4 separate regions of the Homo sapiens genome follow, and regions 2, 3 and 4 are each linked to region 1. A link is a contact called in ENCODE Hi-C or POLR2A ChIA-PET data. All regions are on one chromosome and are shown on one strand. The core of a region is the stretch at or near the end of the contact, and the rest is flanking DNA. Distances in the headings are between cores, read along the strand shown.

Region 1 (4,038 bases), core at 349-2,848:
ATCATTAACCCTCACAATAACCAAACAAGATTCCTTTTATTATTTTAGCACCTGCCCAATCATCCAAATCCTGATCTCTTCACCCTAGCACTTTTAGGGTATAATGGAAAGGGTCTATGCATTTAAGACAGAAAGATCTAGGTTGACAGCAACCCTCTATCATTTGACGAGATGCATGATCTTGGGCAAATTAAGCCTTCTGATTCTGGTGCTGTATTTTCTCATAGGTAGCTAGTGGCACTTCATGTTATTGTTCTTTATTACTTATCACATTCTGTGTACTAGCAACTAGTCTGTATTTTAGCCCACCTAAATTAAGTAAGGTATAAATTTAGTAAGGTGTAAATTTCTTAAATGCAGAAGGCTATGTTTCATTCATCTTCACCATTGTTTCAATTTGAAAAACCCTTATTAGTAGTAGCAGTTGCCAAATATAGCACTGCTATATTCATCCTGAAGCCTAGAGAAATAACTGGAATAGTATAAGATCAATAAATGTTAGATGAATGAATAGTTTGCTGTGTATTCCTAATTAAGACGTCAGCTTTTCTTCTTTTTTGAGATGAGTATCGCTCTGTCACCCAGGCTGGAGTGCAGTGGTGCAATCTCGGCTCACTGCAACCTCCACCTCCTGGGTTCAACCGATTCTCCTGCCTCAGCCTCCCGAGTAGCTGGGATTATAGGCGCCCACCACCAAGCCCGACTAATTTCTGTATTTTTAGTAGAGACGGAGTTTCACCATGTTGGTCAGGCTGGTCTCGAACTTCTGACCTCAACTGATCCACCAATCTCAGTTTTCCAAAGTGCTGGGATTACAGGCATGAGCCACTGCGCCTGGCCTGGATGTCAGCTTCTTGAAGAGCAGGAACCATCACTTATATTTAGAGTATACATCTGAGCTCCACCAAGCATCCAGTATGGGGCCTGGACACAGTATTAGTTTCCTTAATAGTATCGTCCAGTATGCCTAATATAGCATTAGGGGCCTAGGAGAATACAAAGGTTCCATCACATACACAAAGTGGTGGTGAGTACAGAGACTTCTGGAAGTAACTGACGACTAATCAATATTTGCTAAATGACTGCTTGGCCAAAAGCCTTCCTGCCTCCCAGTATCCCTGTCTTTCTCCAACTCACTGATACTAGTTCTGACGCGGGGATCACACAGCTCATGTGCTCCCTTGGCCTAGGGATAGCTTTTCAGAGAATGACCATACGGGTTTGATACTTCTTTTTCCGGACCCTGTTCCCTCCATATCCCTCGACAATTGACGAAGTAACCCCTATTGATATCCTGGACCAGGCATGGCTCTCCTTGACGCAAAGCAACATCCACTACCCGCCTCCTCTGACTCTGTTCTGGGCCTGGATTCACCTGAGGGCTTGCGCCCAGTCGCTCTGAATCCTCAAAGGCGCCGCCATCTCGACCCCGCCTCCACCAGCCCACCTCTTCCGCCCCTTCCCGGAAGTGAGTCCCCGAGAAGCGTGCGGCGAGGACAGAGGTGGGCTCAACACCAAGAGGCCACCAATGAAAACGTGACTTTTTCACATTCCCCGCCCCTTCCGTGTGCACGCTCCCCACGAGGGGCTGGTTCCTGAAAGGATGTACAGAGGATCCCCAACCGCCTGCGAAACCCAAGCCGCCGCGTAGGAGCGTGCGTTCGGGCCCTCTTCTCCCACCTGTTCGGTGAGCATCGCGTACCGCGTTCTTCAGGAGGCGTTGCGGGCACAACGGGGCTGCGATCAGCGGCCGCGCGCGCGCATGCGTCCTCAAAGTTCAAAGTCCTCGATACGCCTGAGGCGCCTCAGGCCTCGTGGCTGCCAGCATTTTTCTGCTTTAAGATCCTTTCCATGACTTCCTTGTTTAGGCCAGCCTCCACGATCCAGCTGCCAACCATCTAGCCTACCCTGATCTCTGAGCAGGGGTCGTCGTCATTTTACTCCAGAGGAGACTGAAGCCAAAAGGTGGTGAGAGGAGAGTACAGCAGCATTTACTGAGTCCTATAGTAGCCCAAGCGCTTTTCATTCGTTATATTAATCTTCATTCTAATTGTGCGAATTAAATATTATTAATGGGAAAACTAAAATGAAAAAGATTACATAGTAAGGCGTAGTGCTGGGATTTGAACACGGATCTCTTGGTTTAGGATCAAGGCACTTTCTATTCCACTGTTCTTTCTCTAAATTATTTGCTCCTGGCCCTATTTAAAGAGTTAACAGTGTATTTAGGAAGAGAAAACTATCATTTATTGAACTCTTTAGACATACCAGCCTCCTTACAAACCTTACCTTTTTTTTTTTCTTTTTTTTTTTTTTTGAGACAGGGTCTCCCGCTGTAACCCAGGCTGGAATGCAGTGGCGTGATCACGGCTCACAGTGTTGCCCAGGCTGGGCGCAAACCATCCTCCCGCCTCAGCCTCCCAGTGTTGGGATTACAGGCGTGAGCCATGGCACCCGGCTTCATCTCTGTGCTTCCAGAGAGGTTATTAAATGATGTGTCCAAGGGCACCAAATGAGGCAGTGACAAAGCTAGGTCCAAGTCTGTTTCAAAGCCCATTTTCTCCCTCTTGCTTAAGTTATACCGCCTCCAAGGCAAATGAGTTGTGTAAAGTGCCTAACTCCCTCTTGTGATTCCCCATTGCCCTCAGAATAAAAAGTCTTAAACTCCCTACTATGTCCTACAAAGCCTTGTGATGATCACTTACTTATATCGCCAGTTTAATATTGTCTTATTCTCACACTGTATTCTCCCATCACTGAACTTTTTTTTTTTTTTGCTCTCATGTGTCAGATTCTATCTCAACCACCTGCTCTTCCATTGACCAAAAATAGTTTTCCCATCTCTGGCTAACTTCTGTTCCATCTGTCAAGTTTCAGCTTGGAAATCACTTCCTCTAGGAAGCCTTCCCTGCCTATTCCTGCCCTTGTCTGGATTAGGCATCCCTCCACTGTGGTCCCAGTCTTTGCTATCTGTACACTGTGTAGTAAACTGCCCTGTTTCCTTGTCTAGGTTGTAAACTCCATGAAGCCAGGAACTTAACTGACTTAGACAGTCTTGAATCCTCAGCACTAGCATAGTGCCTGGTACATGATAGGTACTTAATCATTTGTTGAGTGAATGAGAGACACAGTTAAGGCAATAAGGAGTCCTAGTTGCTTTACAGCCCATCATGGTGAAATTTTTGCAAAGGCTGAAGTCATTTCTCTTCAAACCTTAAGTTCCTTCTGTATGCTGCTTTCTGCTGAGTGTTCTGATGCAGACGGGCAAGACAGTTTGGGCAAATAAATACACCTCACATTTTTGTATAGTTTACAAAGCCATCTCACCTTATAGACCCAGAGGCCAGGTTTCTGCATACTGTATGCTACAGCCACAGTGAACTCTTTCCATCCTTCCCATGTGTCAAAACCTACCCATATTTGGGCACTCTTTCACTTTGTTTGTTTGTTTGTTTTGGAGATGGAGTCTCACTCTGTCACCCAGGCTGGAGTGCAGTGGCACGATCTTTGGCTCACTACAACCTCCGCCCCTTGGGTTAAAGCGATTCTCCTGCCTGAGCCTCCCGAGTAGCTGGGATTACAGGTGCCTGCCATCACGCCCGCCTAATTTTTGTATTTTTAGTAGAGACGGGGTTTCATCATCCCGGCCAGGCTGGTCTTGAACTTCTGACCTTATGATCCATCTGCCTCGGGCTCCCAAATTGCTGGGATTACATGTGTGAGCCACTGCACCCAGCCTCTTTCACTTTTTAAACTTTGTTCTTCAGCATAGAATAAGGCTAGTAGGATAAAAGAAGAAAGGTTATTTATTTGAAACAGGGTCTCACTATGTCACCTAAGCTGGAGTACAGTGGCACCATCATAGCTCACTGCAGCCTTTGAACTCCTGGGCTCAAAGGATTCTCCCTCTTCAGCCTCTTGAGTACCTGGGACTACAAGTGTGTGCCACTATGCCCAGCTAATTTTTACATTTTTTTTCTTTTTTCTTTTTTTTTGAGATGGAGTTTTGCTCTTATTGCCCAGGCTGGAGTGCAATGG
Region 2 (4,038 bases), core at 728-3,227, 1.9 Mb after region 1:
CAACTGGTATCCAAACACCTGTAGTCTCTAGTGATTGGGAGGTAGAAGACTACAACACTTCTTTAAAAATCCCCCTGCTGTGATCACCTGTCAATTTCTCAGTCCCTTCCTCCCACCTTAATGATCCCAATCAGGTAATCCAACTCCTCCAACTCATCCCACTACCAGGCAACAGTCTTATTGCTTCCCAAGTCCACTTCTCCCTTTCTCTGAACCTCATCTTCAATCATCCCCAATCCTCCCCACTCTTCCCACACCCAACACACAGCAAGGGGCCTCTAAGATTCTGACCCCTCAGAGATCTCACTGGTTCTATCTCTGACAACCAATCCCCTTCCTCCTATTCCTGTGATGTCTTTGCCCATATGCTGGCATGTGCAAGATCACAAACACCACTAGCTATCAATGTCTCCATGGCTTCAGAATCTTTTCACCTCTGTCTCTGCTTCTCTGCCCTGTCCCTTCATTCCTTTCACACTCAACATCTCCTTCCTCCTAGTGATTCCTTCAAGGACCACTGGTATTTTAATACACCAGTCTTTAAATGCCTATTAGATAGGTAAAGGGAACATACAATCTCAAGGAGCTCACCTTCAAGGAACTCATAAATCCAGAAGAAGAGAGAGACACTTATTTATCGTTTAAAACTCAGCAACTCCGGGAAGCCTTCCCTATCCCAAGCTGAAATGTTGCACACTTCTCAGTGCCACCATTATATCTCTAATGCAATGACTAGTCTTCTTGTCTGTCTCCCACCACTAGACTGTGGGCTCTTCAACGGAGGGGCCCCTTGTCTCCCTAGCACCTGGCCCAGAACCCGGAGCAAAAGTCATAATGTTTATTAAGTGAATAAATGCATGAATTCCGGCATACAATCATTTATTCATCCACTTGTTCCTTCATTCGTTGGCCAAAACTTTACTGAGCATGCATTAGATACAAAGTCTTAGAATGGAACGATAAATAAAACAGTTCCAACTTTAAGATAACTCAAAGCTATACTACTAGTGGATTAGCACTCTTTCCCGGTCTGTGTCCCCAACCCCCACCCTAGGCTTAGACAGAGTCCTCTCCCACAGTAGAAGCCCAGCCTTCCCCTGAAGAAATTCACGTCCCTCCAACTCAAACTACCTCTTAGCCCTTCGGTCCTACCCTAAGACACCCAGCTAGTAATCACAAAATCTTAACACCCCCACCCCTCCGACCTCTCTCTCTGTCCTCCATCTTCACCCTTGAGGCTAATGCAAGTCTTCTACTCCCAAGGCCGCCTCGGAGTCCCCAAGTCAGGAGTGCCTCTGACTTCGCTCTCCACGCACCCGCCCCCTAGTCAGCTCCTTCCCTCTCAGGATCTTTCCCTTCTCTCCTAAGACCCCCACCTCCCGATACCTCACTGCCCCTCCCCTCAGTCTCAGGTTGAGTCTCTCCTCGTCTCTCAACTCCGCTTACCTCATCCAGCTCCCGTTCCCCAGCAGCACCACCTCCAACCTCCACCTCCACCACTGCCGCCATCTTCACGGCTCGCCCCCTCACCGCAGTCCCCGCGCGAGCCAGCTGCTTCCGCTGCTCAAGTGCTCCTAGCCAATCGGCGGCTCGGACTCCAGCAGAGGGGGCGGGGCATCAACACAGGCGGAGACTGTCAGGGATCAGGAGGTTATCTACTTGCTGCACGTTTCAGGGTCAAGGAGAGGGGAGTACCGTGCCCTTGCAAGCTTCAGCAAGGGAGCGTTCTTGGAAAATGAGAAATTTGAATCGCATTATTTTCAGTGCAACTATTTAACCAATTCTTCCCTTTGGAGAGCCAAATGGGAGCGTTCCAAAACGGGCAACTTTCGCGACGCTCCCTCAGTCTGGGCTCCAAGGAGCGAGACGTGGGGACTAGGAACTACGTTTCCCAAGCTGCACTGAGGCTGACCCGGAAGTTTAAATTCCGCTCCCTCCACGAAAGAGTTGTAGTGAGTGAAAATAAATATTAAAACACACGGAAATGTATTTTCCTGGCTGCAGCACCTGCCATCTTGCCTCGGTAGGACTCATTTTCAAAAACAGCAGCTTCTTGAAGCCCCAGAACGCATTCCTGTGCTACGGAAGACGGAAGAGTAGCTCTCGGGGTCAGAAGGCGAAGGTCAGAAGGCCGAATTGGCGGGAGAATAGGTTTGGTGGTCCGAGATCCGAGGCAACGGTGGCTCCTCGAGGTCCACGGTCCCGGGTGAGGGGCGTTGGGATTTGTTGATGGGGAGGGGAGTGGCCGAGAGGGAGGAGGGTGGCCATCAAGGAAATGAACTGAGCAGCCTGTTCCCGATGAGCTGTGAAAGCAGCGGTGCGGCTTGAGCTCCCGAAACTGAGAGCTGAAGAGCCTTGCGGGACCTCCAGGGCACCCACATTCCGCGTCTTACTTAGGCTGTCATGCCAGTTCACACACCTCGGCACACTTTTCTAACCCACATCCTGCGGCCCCAGCTTCTGCCTTACCCTCCTTTTTATACACCATTCACTGTCCCACCCCTACGTATACCTTCATAACTGATTTTTCAGCAGCCGGTGAACTCGATACCTTGCAAGCCTGTAGCCCCAGCTCACACGCCTCTGGGCGTCCGCCTGGATCTGTCTGGTGAATGGAACTAGGATGGCCTGTGAGCCCACAGAACGTCTAGAAAAGTCAGCTTTACATTGGGACCAACAGAAAATTACAGGGAATTATCTACATCATCCACAGGCATCCCATTTACTTAAAAATAATCATTTTTATTTTGTGACACTTAATACGGAGAATATTGTAAATACTGTACACCCATCACCCTAAATTGACTACTGGCATTATGATTTATTTGCTTATTTTTTAAAAGCTAGATAATACAATAAAAGTTAAACTTACCTGTTTTTTCTACTCTCAAGCCTATTACCCTCTCATCCTCTCCAGAAGCAACTATTATGAATTAGAATTAGCTTGTGTTCTCCCAGTCCATTTTTAATAATTATATGTAGCCATGACTATATAGTATTGTATTGTGTTTCATTTTGTTTTTTAATCTGAGTGCTTTTTTTTTTTCTTTGAAACGGTGTCTCGCTGTGTTACCAAGGCTGGAATGCACTGGTTCAATCTGGGCTCACTGCAGCCTCCGCCTACTGGGTTCAAACGATTCTCATGTCTCAGCCTCCCAAATAGCTGGGACTACGTACGCGCCACCACGCCTGGGGAAATTTCATATTTTTAGCAGAGATGGGGTCATGGCCATGGTCTCGAACTCCTGACCTTAAGTGATCCACCCGCCTCGGCCTCCCAAAGTGCTGGGATTACAGGTGTGAACCACTGTGCCCAGCCTGAGTGATACAGGGTCCGGCTCTGTCGCCCAGGCTGGAGTGCAGTGGCGTGATAACTGCTCACTGTAGTCTCATCTCCCAGGCTCAAGCAATTCTCCCACCTCAACCTTGTGAGTACCTGGGACTATAGGCATGTGCCACCACACCTGGCTAATTTTTAAAAATATTTTGTGGAGATGGGGTCCCACTATGTTGCTGGTCTTGAACTCCTGGGTTCAAGCAATCCTCCTGAGCCTCCGCCTCCCAAAGTGTTGAGATTACAGGCGTGAGCCACTGTACCCAGCCTTTTAGGTATAATTATTTGTCTTTTATTTTATTTTATTTTATTTTATTTTATTTTATTTCATTTTTTGAGACAGAATCTCACTTTGTCACCCAGGCTGGAGTACAGAGGGGTGATCTTGGCTCACTGCAACCTTTGCCTCCCGGGTTCAAGTGATTCTCCTGCCTCAGCCTCCTCAGTAGCTGGGATTACAGGCATGTGCCACCACACCCAGCTAATTTTTGTATTTTGAGTAGAGACAGGGTTTCACCATGTTGGCCAGGCTGGTCTCAAACTCCTGACCTCAAGTGATCCACCCACGTCAACCTCCCAAAATGCTGGGATTACAGGTGTGAGCCACCACGCCCAGCCTAGGTATAATTTTTTAGATACGTTGTGAGGTAGGGATCTACTTTTATTTTTCTTCACATTGTCAACCAATTTCCTGAACATCATTT
Region 3 (4,038 bases), core at 761-3,260, 1.5 Mb before region 1:
ACAAAAACTAAAATTTTTAAAACGCAGCTTTTTTTTTTGAGACAGGGTCTCACTCTGTCACCCAGGCTGGATCACACCAATGGCTCACTGCAGCCTGAACCTCTTGAGCTCAAGCCATCGCCTGCTTCAGCCTCTGGAATAGGTGGGACCACATGCATGCACCACCACACCCTTTTTTATTTTTTGTAGAGCGGGGGTTTCCCCATGTTGCCCCGGCTGATCTTGAATTCCTGAGCTTAAGTGATCCTACGCCTGGCCTTAAAATCTAGCTTTTAAGAAGCAATTACATTCACTAAGCCCAGATTCACTGTTCCGTCTGTCCCCTTAAGTTCATAAAGGATAAACCTGCCGGGCGCGGTGGCTCACGCCTGTAATCCCAGCACTTTGGGAGGCTGAGGCAGGCGGATCACGAGGTCAGGAGATCCAGACCGTCCTGGCTAACACGGTGAAACCCCAACTCTACTAAAAACACAAAAAATTAGCAAGGTATGGTGGCGGGCGCCTATAGTCCCAGCTACTCGGGAGGCTGACGCAGGAGAATGGCGTGAACCCGGGAGGCGGAGCTTGCAGTGAGCCGAGATCGCGCCACTGCACTCCAGCTTTGGGGACAGAGCAAGACTCCGTCTCAAAAAAATAAATAAATAAATAAACCAACTTAGCATTTATAACAATTATAGGTGATGGCCAGTCAAATGAGTTTTACCTGGTGGCTAAGATAATGATTTCTGTCCTGGTTGGTGTAACTCGCACCTCAACTCCAGAGTAGCCATCTTCAGCCAGCTCCCGAGTAAGAAACTCATTCAGTTCAGCTTTGAAGATGCCATCAGCGACAAACTAATCCAAACAAAGCAAAGTTCAAAATTAGGAGATCGGTGTAGGCTCACTTTCGCCTGAGCCAGTCTAGTCTTATTAGTCAATGCATCCCTCACCAAAACTAAATACCTCCAACCAATGGTTCCAAACCCTTGTTCCAACAGGAGTGCAGCAACCCTTCTCAGACAAATGCCTCTAAGTCATCTTTAGGAAATTACTTCAACCAGGGCTCTTTAAACTGTGCCACAGAACGCAGCACAGAGTAGGCCACCTGGGCAAAGAGAACATCCCCAAGTCAGACTCGTCATCATCTCTTCATCGAAGGGTTTAAAACAGTTCCACATGCAAAACAAGAAACTGCTCTAATGGCCTATTTACACTTCATTCAGCACAGCAAAGACACTGTACTTGTCACTGTTAAGGAATAGATAGTAGACTTAACATATAAGCTCTCTCACTTGTAGACACAACCTGCACCGTCTAAAGAATCCCAGCCATGTTATTTGGCTTTACGGTACCAACAGAGCTGGCAAATCCTAACTCTCGAGAAGTTGTGGATTTAATTTTGACATCGAAGTGTATATACGAAATGACAAACTGTCTATTTTTAAAGCTAATGATTTTTACACAGTTCTATCCCATGTAATGACAAGGCGTTAAATCCGAGGCAGCTTCCTCCCGGGGTCCCCAGACGGAGCAAGCAACCGTCAGCAACCCTTCAAGTTGAGGTCCTGGGGCCAGCGGACTGTACCCAGAAACGACCAGTTAAGGCAAGAATACACTGCTGCCTTCTCTTCCCAAAACCACGGGATAAGACATGAGGGAAATGACACACGCCCTCAAAATACCACGTTTACTAATTCCGTTGACCGACAAATGCTCACAAACGCCTTCTCCGGGACAGAAGGGGCGCCTGGTGCCCATCTCTCTGCGCTTCACTTGGAACCCGGCCACACAGCGCCCTCCTGGCTGGGGCCTCTCACTCAATCCACCGCCATCCGCGGCCCGCAGGAACGCCAGGAAGCCTAGGCCGCTTCCAGGGCAGGCCACGGAGCTGCAGGCCTCGCGGTGGCACCCCGAGAAGCCCTCGACCCGCGCGGCGCCGTCGTTCTCCGAACCCAGTCCCCAGAGGCTCACCTTCCTCTTCTTGGATATTTGCACTGCCATCTTGCCGCCGCGCTCCGCTGAAAGGAAAGGAAGTGGCTCGCGGGCGGAAGTGAGTATAAAGGGCGCGAGCGACGACGGAGGGCTGCGCTGCGTGCACGCCTGTGGGTGCTCATGGGAAATGTAGTTTTTACGTAAGTAAGGCGTCCAGGGAAAGAAGAATGTAGGCAGGAACAGGAAAGGGGCTTCATCCAGCAGGACTTCTAAACTTCAGGGGACCTTAGAGTTCAATTCTCATAGTTTCAAAACAAGCAATGTGAGGTGCAGAGGTGGAAATTACAGGTATAAGTTCACACAGCAAGAGAGATTAACCAGCGTGGAACTCTGGCCCCTACACTTTCAGGGTGGACACTGTAATGAAAATCTGCTGAAATCCCTCAGTGAAACTCATTTAAGACTCCTCTTTGGGAGGCCAAGGCGGGCGGATTACTTGAGGTCAGGAGTTCGAGATTAGCCTGGCGAACATGGTGAAACCCCGTCTCTACTAAAAATAGAAAAATTAGCTGGGAGTGGTGTCGGGCACCTGTAATCCCAGCTACTCGGGAGGCTGAGGTGGGAGGATTGCTTGGACCTGGGAGATGGAGGTTGCAGTGGGCCAAGATCCTACCACTGCACTCTAGCCTGGACCACAGAGTGAGACTCTGTCTCAAACAAACAAACAAACAAACAAACAAAACAACTCATGTCCCCCAGTCTGTACCCATTTCCTCCATTCCAAATGATAATAATAAAACCTGATACTTACTAAGTGTCCTAGGGACTGCGTTCTGTGTCCTTTATGTTGTTCTCATTTACCCCACCTTACTTTCATCAAGTCCATTACAATTTGTAACAGAAGTCCCAGAAGGTCCCATGGGCCCGCCCTTCCTTCCTTCCTTCCTTCCTTCCTCTCTCTTTCTCTCTCTCTTTCTCTCCTTTCTTTCTTTTCTCTCCGGTTGCCCAAGCTGGAGTGCAGTAGTACGATCTCAGCTCCCTGCAACCTCCACTTCCCAGGTTCAAGTGATTCTTCTGCCTTGGCCTCCTGAGTAGCTGGGATTACAGGTGCACACCACCACACCCAGCTAATTTTTGTATTTTTAGTAGAGATGAAGTTTCACTATGTTGGCCAGGCTGGTCTTGAACTCCTGACCTCAAGTGATCCACCTGCCTTAGCCTCCCAGAGTGCTGGGATTACAGGCATGAGCCACCGTGCCTGGCCTTCTTTTTCAATTAAAAAAAATTCTAGCCAGGTGCAGTGGCTCAGGCCTGTAATCTTAGCACTTTGGGAGGCCAAGGCAAGTGGATAGCTTGAGGCCAGAAGTTTGAGACCAGTCTGGGCAACAGAATGAGACACCCTCATCTCTATGAAAAGTGAAAAAAGAAAATTATCCAGGTGTGGTGGTGTGTGCCTGTAGTCCCAGCTACTCTGGAGGGAGATGTGAGAGGATTGCTTGAGTACAGGAGGTCTAGGCTGCAGTGAGCCGTGATTGTGCCACTGCACTCAGCCCGGGCAACAGAGTGAGACTCAGTCTAAAAAAAATAAAAAATTAAAAATGTCCCTTCATTTTTTAATGAAGCTTACAGAACAGTTGAAAAAACTGTACGTGTATGCATCACCAAGCTGAGGGGGAATTGAGAATGATGCTACAATTAATATTTTGCTGTTGCTTTATCGTGGATCTACTCATCCCTGTAGCCACCCACCAATACATCTTTTGAGGCATTTCAAAGTAAGTTGCAGACATTGGTAAACTTTACCCCTAAACACTTCAATAACAGTTTTATTTTATTTATTTATTTATTTTTGAGACGAAGTCTTACTCTGTTGCCTAAGCTGGAGTGCAGTGGTGCGATCGCCGCTCACCGTAACCTCCACCTCCCGGGTTCAAGCGATTCTCCTGCCTCAGCCTCCTGAGTAGCTGGGACTACAGGCAAGCACCGCCATGTCCAGCTAATTTTCATATTTTTAGTAGAGATAGGGTTTCACTATGTTGGCCAGGCTTGTCTTGAACTCCTAACCTTGTGATCCGCCCACCTCGGCCTCCAAAAGTGCTGGGATTACAGGCGTGAGCCACCGCACCC
Region 4 (4,038 bases), core at 1,142-3,641, 1.1 Mb after region 1:
GCTTTGTCTTAGACCCTTGGGAGGGTAAGTCGGGGGCAGGGAGGGGGCTTTGAGTGTCAGTCTCTTATTTTCCATCCAGATGGCCTAGGAAATTAGCAGTTTCTCTTATAATAGTTCTGTTAGTAATCTATGCATGTTATACTTAAATGATAAAGCTACCTTATAATGATGGTTTTGGGGAGCAAACTGGAACAAACTCAATTGTAATGACTTAAAACATGTTTATCATTTTTTTCTAATTATAAAAGTGATAATTGTGAAAACTTGAAACAGTGCAGACATGAAGGTTGTAGAAAGTGAAAGTCTTTCAAGATTGGGGTTGGAGTTAGCGTGAGGCCTGAAAGTGGGGTCAGCAATGCCTACTGTCCCTTGGTCTTTCATGTCCCTTAGTCATTAATAAAACTGTGGTTTAGCATTTTATTAGGGTGATGCTGGTAGGGTTGCTGCAGGAAGGTTGTTAAAAGGTCCTGCCTCCCACCAGGTCCACTGTGTGTGGGTGTGCGTGTTGTGCACTGCTCAAAGGTGCCTGGCAGGTGTAGGGAAGTGAGGGCCAGAAGAAGGAGGACTGAAACCCAGCCTGTCCTCTTCTTGCTCAGCTGCTTCCCTTGGTGTGGGGCTCCTGGAAGAAGAGGAATCTTTTTCTTATTTGCCTAAAGGCCCCACCTGGGTTGGAGACAGCTCTTCTCCCCCTGCTCCCCACAGTCCCCAAGGGGAGCTGGTGAGTTCATTGTATGATGGGAGTGTGCCATGCCAGGGCATTCCAGGGGAGGTCCAGAATGCCGTGAAGTCAGGTCTGGTCTGGAGCTCTGCAGGGGGACATGGCTGGAGGTAGGCTGTGGTAGTCATTGGTGTCTGGGGTAACCGAGAACCTCAGGATGTGGAGGGAGTCTAGCCCAGAGCCTGGCTACAAGCCTAGCACCCAGGGTCAGGACTAGCCAAGACCTTAGGGCTAGGGACAGGAAGTGACTGCCTGACGGCAGAGGAGTGAGCAGAAGAGCACGCTGGCCTCCAGTACACATGCGGTGGCGTGTCATGGTCATCTGGGTGCCAGGCTCTAGGAGGCAGGGAGTGACAGCTCTACTTTGTGGAGGGGAAACTGAGGCTCAGAATGTGATGTGACTTGCCCCAGGCTTCAGACAAGAAATGGTGGAGCCAGGACTGGAACCAGACTTGCCTTGCATACTGGGTGGGGAGGGGGCCCAGGCCTGGAGCCGAGGGACATTGCTGATAGACCCCCAACTCCCCACCAGCAAGCTGAGGCAGCTCTTCATTCCCCCGGCTCTGGGGTCCCACTCAGTCCTCACTGCCCTGAGGGGCTGCTCCCCATCAGCCACCAGCACTCCGGAGACCCCAGAAGACAGGCCACACCACACATGGGCCAGGACAGGAATCTCCTGGTGCCAGGGAGAGTTATAGGGCAGAGATGCGGCCTGGGGTAGGACAGGAGACCCCAGTGTGCCTTCCTGAGACTGTTATGTGGTGGCCACCAGTCCCCGAGAGATGGAAAATAGGCTGCTTGGCCCAGAGATCGGTCAGCTGCCCACTCGAAGGCTGTACCTGCTGCCTTTCCTGGCAGGGCTGGAGGGAGGTGGCTTCTGCAGAGGCGTGGGGGCCACTTCTGCACCCTCTGGGCTGGGAACCCAGCCCCCACTAGTTCCTCATATCTGCGGAAGTGCCTCTAACACTCTTGCCTGAGTGAGCGGAGCCTGGAGAAGGCCCAGGAGGGCAGCAGACCGAAGAGGCCCTATGCAGAGGTATCACCTGGTGACTGGGCCGGGGAGGGGGCCAAGGGTGGGGTATTGGGCTGTGGGGTTGTTGCACACAGTTGAATTGCTGGTAGGAGCTGTGTGTGGTGGGAAAGGGCAGATCTGAGGTGTGGCCATTGGGTGGGGTGGTAGGTGTGTGTGGCCCTGGGAGATGTGTGGCCCTTGAGGTAGTGTGAGGTGTGCATTTGTGGTACCAGTGGGGTGTGGTTTGTAGACCCAGGCCTGGCCAGAGCTGGCTGTGTATGTTCTTGGTTCCTGTTGGGGAGCTCCGAGGAGTTTCCTGAGGTCTGGATGCTGGGGTCGCTGCCCTGCCTGCCTGTGCTGGGACAGCTGGGCCCAGGGTAGGGGATGAGGCTGTATAAGGGAGGTGGTGGTGGACAAGCTGAGGCCTCAGTTAGGACCCCTAGCCTGCCTTCCTCCCCTCCTTGCTCCCCATAGGGCTAGGTCTTTCCTTGAACCCAGGGCAGAGGCCTGTGCGGAGGGGAGCTGAGGATGCAATCAGGGGAGGCGGCCTGGCCAAGAGGACTCCAGAGCTGGGTGTGGAAAGGGTTAGGACCTTTAAGGCTGCCCTGATCCAGGGCTGACTCATGCAAATCAGAATGCAAAACAGGCTCAGGGAGGCCTCAAGAGAGAGCCACACCCACACGGTCAGCAGACTATGCAGGTGACGGAGGGCCAGCCATTGAGCCTTTCTCTCTAAACATCTTCTGTTCCCACCCCACTGACATCTCCTGTCACCAAATTCACCAGGTCCTTTTCTGTCCCTGGGCTTTGCACACCCAGTCCCCTTTGCCTGGAATGGCCTCCACCTGGCCACCTCCTACTTATCCTTCAAGGCCCAAGTCAGGGGTTCCTTCTAGAAGCCTCCCTTACTTCACCAGACAGAAGCAGTCACGTCCTCTGAAGGCCCCGTGAGCTCCAGCAGGTGACCTGGTGAGTTTCTACCTCACACAGCTTCCATGACATTGACATAGAGAAGAATCACAGGCCTTAGGGTTGTTATAAGAACAAATGAGGGACTGGGTGCGGTGGCTCACGCCTGTACTCCCAGCACTTTGGGAGGCCAAGAGGGGAAGCTCGCATGAACTCAGGAGTTCGAGACCAGCCTGGGCAACGTGGCAAAACCCCATCTCTACAAAAAGTACAAATATTAGCCAGGCATGGTGCATGCCCCTGTAGTCCCAGCTACTCTGGAGAGGCTGAGGTAGGAGGATCACTTGAGCCCAGGAGGCTGAGGTTGCAGTGAGCTGAGATCACACCACTGCACTCCAGCCTGGGTGACAGAGTGACCCTGTTTCAAAAAAAAAAAAAAGAACAAATGAGATGAAGGAGAAAATCTAGCAGGGGCTGGGCACATGGTTGCCAAATGGTGTGCATTTAGGGAAAGAAGGAAGCTGGAGGGTGCCTGTCTTTGGCTAAGGCTCTGGGTCATCTTCTTGCTGGGCCGGTGAAACAGGTCACTAGTCAGTAGTGGGTAGAGATATTACCATGGAGTTGCTGGGCTGGGACAGAGAAGGGGTGATGAGATTTGAACTCTGACCTTGGGGTTGAAATGGTAGGTAGAGGACAGAAGGGCAAAAGTTTTGGTTCCAGCAAGAAGTACTCAAGCCAGACGTGAAGAAGGACTGGCTGACAAGGATTAGAGATTCCAGGCGACCCTTACCTCTGGACTGGGACTGAGTGCACCTGTGAGCCCAGCCAGGTCCTGGGCACCACTGTGGACAGCAGAGGAGATAAGAAGGGGTATGGACTCTCAGGATACTCCAGGATACATGGGGGATTGGGTGGAGGTGGACCCCCACAAAACAAGCAACCAAAGAGAGAGCAGAAGCAGTGCCGAGATATGGGGCTCAGCCTCAGAGGACTAGGAGCTTGAGGGGGCAGTCAGGGCAGACTTTTTGGAGGAGCTGGCCTGGAGCCACCTGAAGATGGGAGGATGTGGTTTACTCACTCATTGTCAGCAGACAACTTTGGGGGCTCCCTGTTTGCCAGGCCAGTGCCTACTGTGAGAAGTGACATGGAGGAAGTCATGGACAGGGCCAGCCCAGCCTGGCTGGGGGTTGGGGTATGTCACTGACAACTTGAGCAAGTCACTTCCTCCCTGTGGGTGTTTGTTTCTTCGTCTGTAAACGTCAGAGCTGGATGAAGTTGAATGACAGACCAAGGAGTGCTCGAAGGCACTGGGAACCATGGAAAGGCTTTGAGTGGGGGTGGGACTGTAGTTGGCACAGTGGAGAGACGCTGGAGGGACATGAGAGAGAAGGAGAGGCAG

Evidence for each region. Hi-C counts contacts between places; a loop is a spot of excess contacts on that map. ChIA-PET counts read pairs that join two places held with the same protein, here RNA polymerase II (POLR2A). Pooled maps may share reads with other maps.
Region 2: a map of CD8-positive, alpha-beta T cell shows a loop between it and region 1 (4-fold over the local background). The contact joins the promoter of XNDC1N here to the promoter of COA4 in region 1. A Hi-C loop is called at or near these places in 2 of 168 maps with a recorded cell type or tissue (CD8-positive, alpha-beta T cell and naive thymus-derived CD4-positive, alpha-beta T cell) and 7 of 50 pooled maps.
Region 3: a loop to region 1 is called in a map of CD8-positive, alpha-beta T cell, with 11 times the contacts of the local background. The contact joins the promoter of RPS3 here to the promoter of COA4 in region 1. A Hi-C loop is called at or near these places in 2 of 168 maps with a recorded cell type or tissue (CD8-positive, alpha-beta T cell and sciatic nerve) and 6 of 50 pooled maps.
Region 4: a loop to region 1 is called in a pooled map, with 5 times the contacts of the local background. The contact joins the enhancer-like site here to the promoter of COA4 in region 1. A Hi-C loop is called at or near these places in 1 of 168 maps with a recorded cell type or tissue (CD4-positive, alpha-beta memory T cell) and 4 of 50 pooled maps. POLR2A ChIA-PET finds 5 or more read pairs at or near these places in 1 of 52 experiments (Caco-2).

What each region holds. Positions count from the first base shown.
Region 1 is chr11:73,874,406-73,878,443 of GRCh38, reverse strand. COA4 (cytochrome c oxidase assembly factor 4 homolog) reads left to right here and starts at 1,598. Exons shown (of 2, transcript NM_016565.3): 1 at 1,598-1,687. PAAF1 (proteasomal ATPase associated factor 1) reads right to left here and starts at 1,445. Exons shown (of 12, transcript NM_025155.3): 1 at 1,376-1,445. The coding sequence starts at 1,422. RefSeq lists enhancers at 1,208-1,277, 1,298-1,347.
Region 2 is chr11:71,926,533-71,930,570 of GRCh38, reverse strand. XNDC1N (XRCC1 N-terminal domain containing 1, N-terminal like) reads left to right here and starts at 1,977. Exons shown (of 6, transcript NM_001375847.2): 1 at 1,977-2,206. RNF121 (ring finger protein 121) reads right to left here and starts at 1,525. Exons shown (of 9, transcript NM_018320.5): 1 at 1,447-1,525. The coding sequence starts at 1,509. XNDC1N-ZNF705EP-ALG1L9P (XNDC1N-ZNF705EP-ALG1L9P readthrough) reads left to right here and starts at 1,977. Exons shown (of 11, transcript NR_172895.1): 1 at 1,977-2,206. RefSeq lists an enhancer at 1,835-2,144.
Region 3 is chr11:75,397,490-75,401,527 of GRCh38, reverse strand. It overlaps RPS3 (ribosomal protein S3), which reads right to left and starts at 2,010. Exons shown (of 7, transcript NM_001005.5): 1 at 1,951-2,010; 2 at 704-834. The coding sequence starts at 1,980. It overlaps SNORD15A (small nucleolar RNA, C/D box 15A), which reads right to left and starts at 1,137; the gene lies at 990-1,137. RefSeq lists enhancers at 584-1,447, 1,674-2,033.
Region 4 is chr11:72,736,669-72,740,706 of GRCh38, reverse strand. All of the region lies in intron 1 of ARAP1 (ArfGAP with RhoGAP domain, ankyrin repeat and PH domain 1), which reads left to right. Among named protein-coding and RNA genes, the nearest start is that of ARAP1, 14 kb to the left of the region's middle. RefSeq lists enhancers at 3,568-3,667, 3,838-4,017. Within about 2 kb of position 2,391, at least 17 of the 41 ENCODE cell types and tissues checked have a DNase peak (open chromatin) inside an H3K27ac peak, as active enhancers do.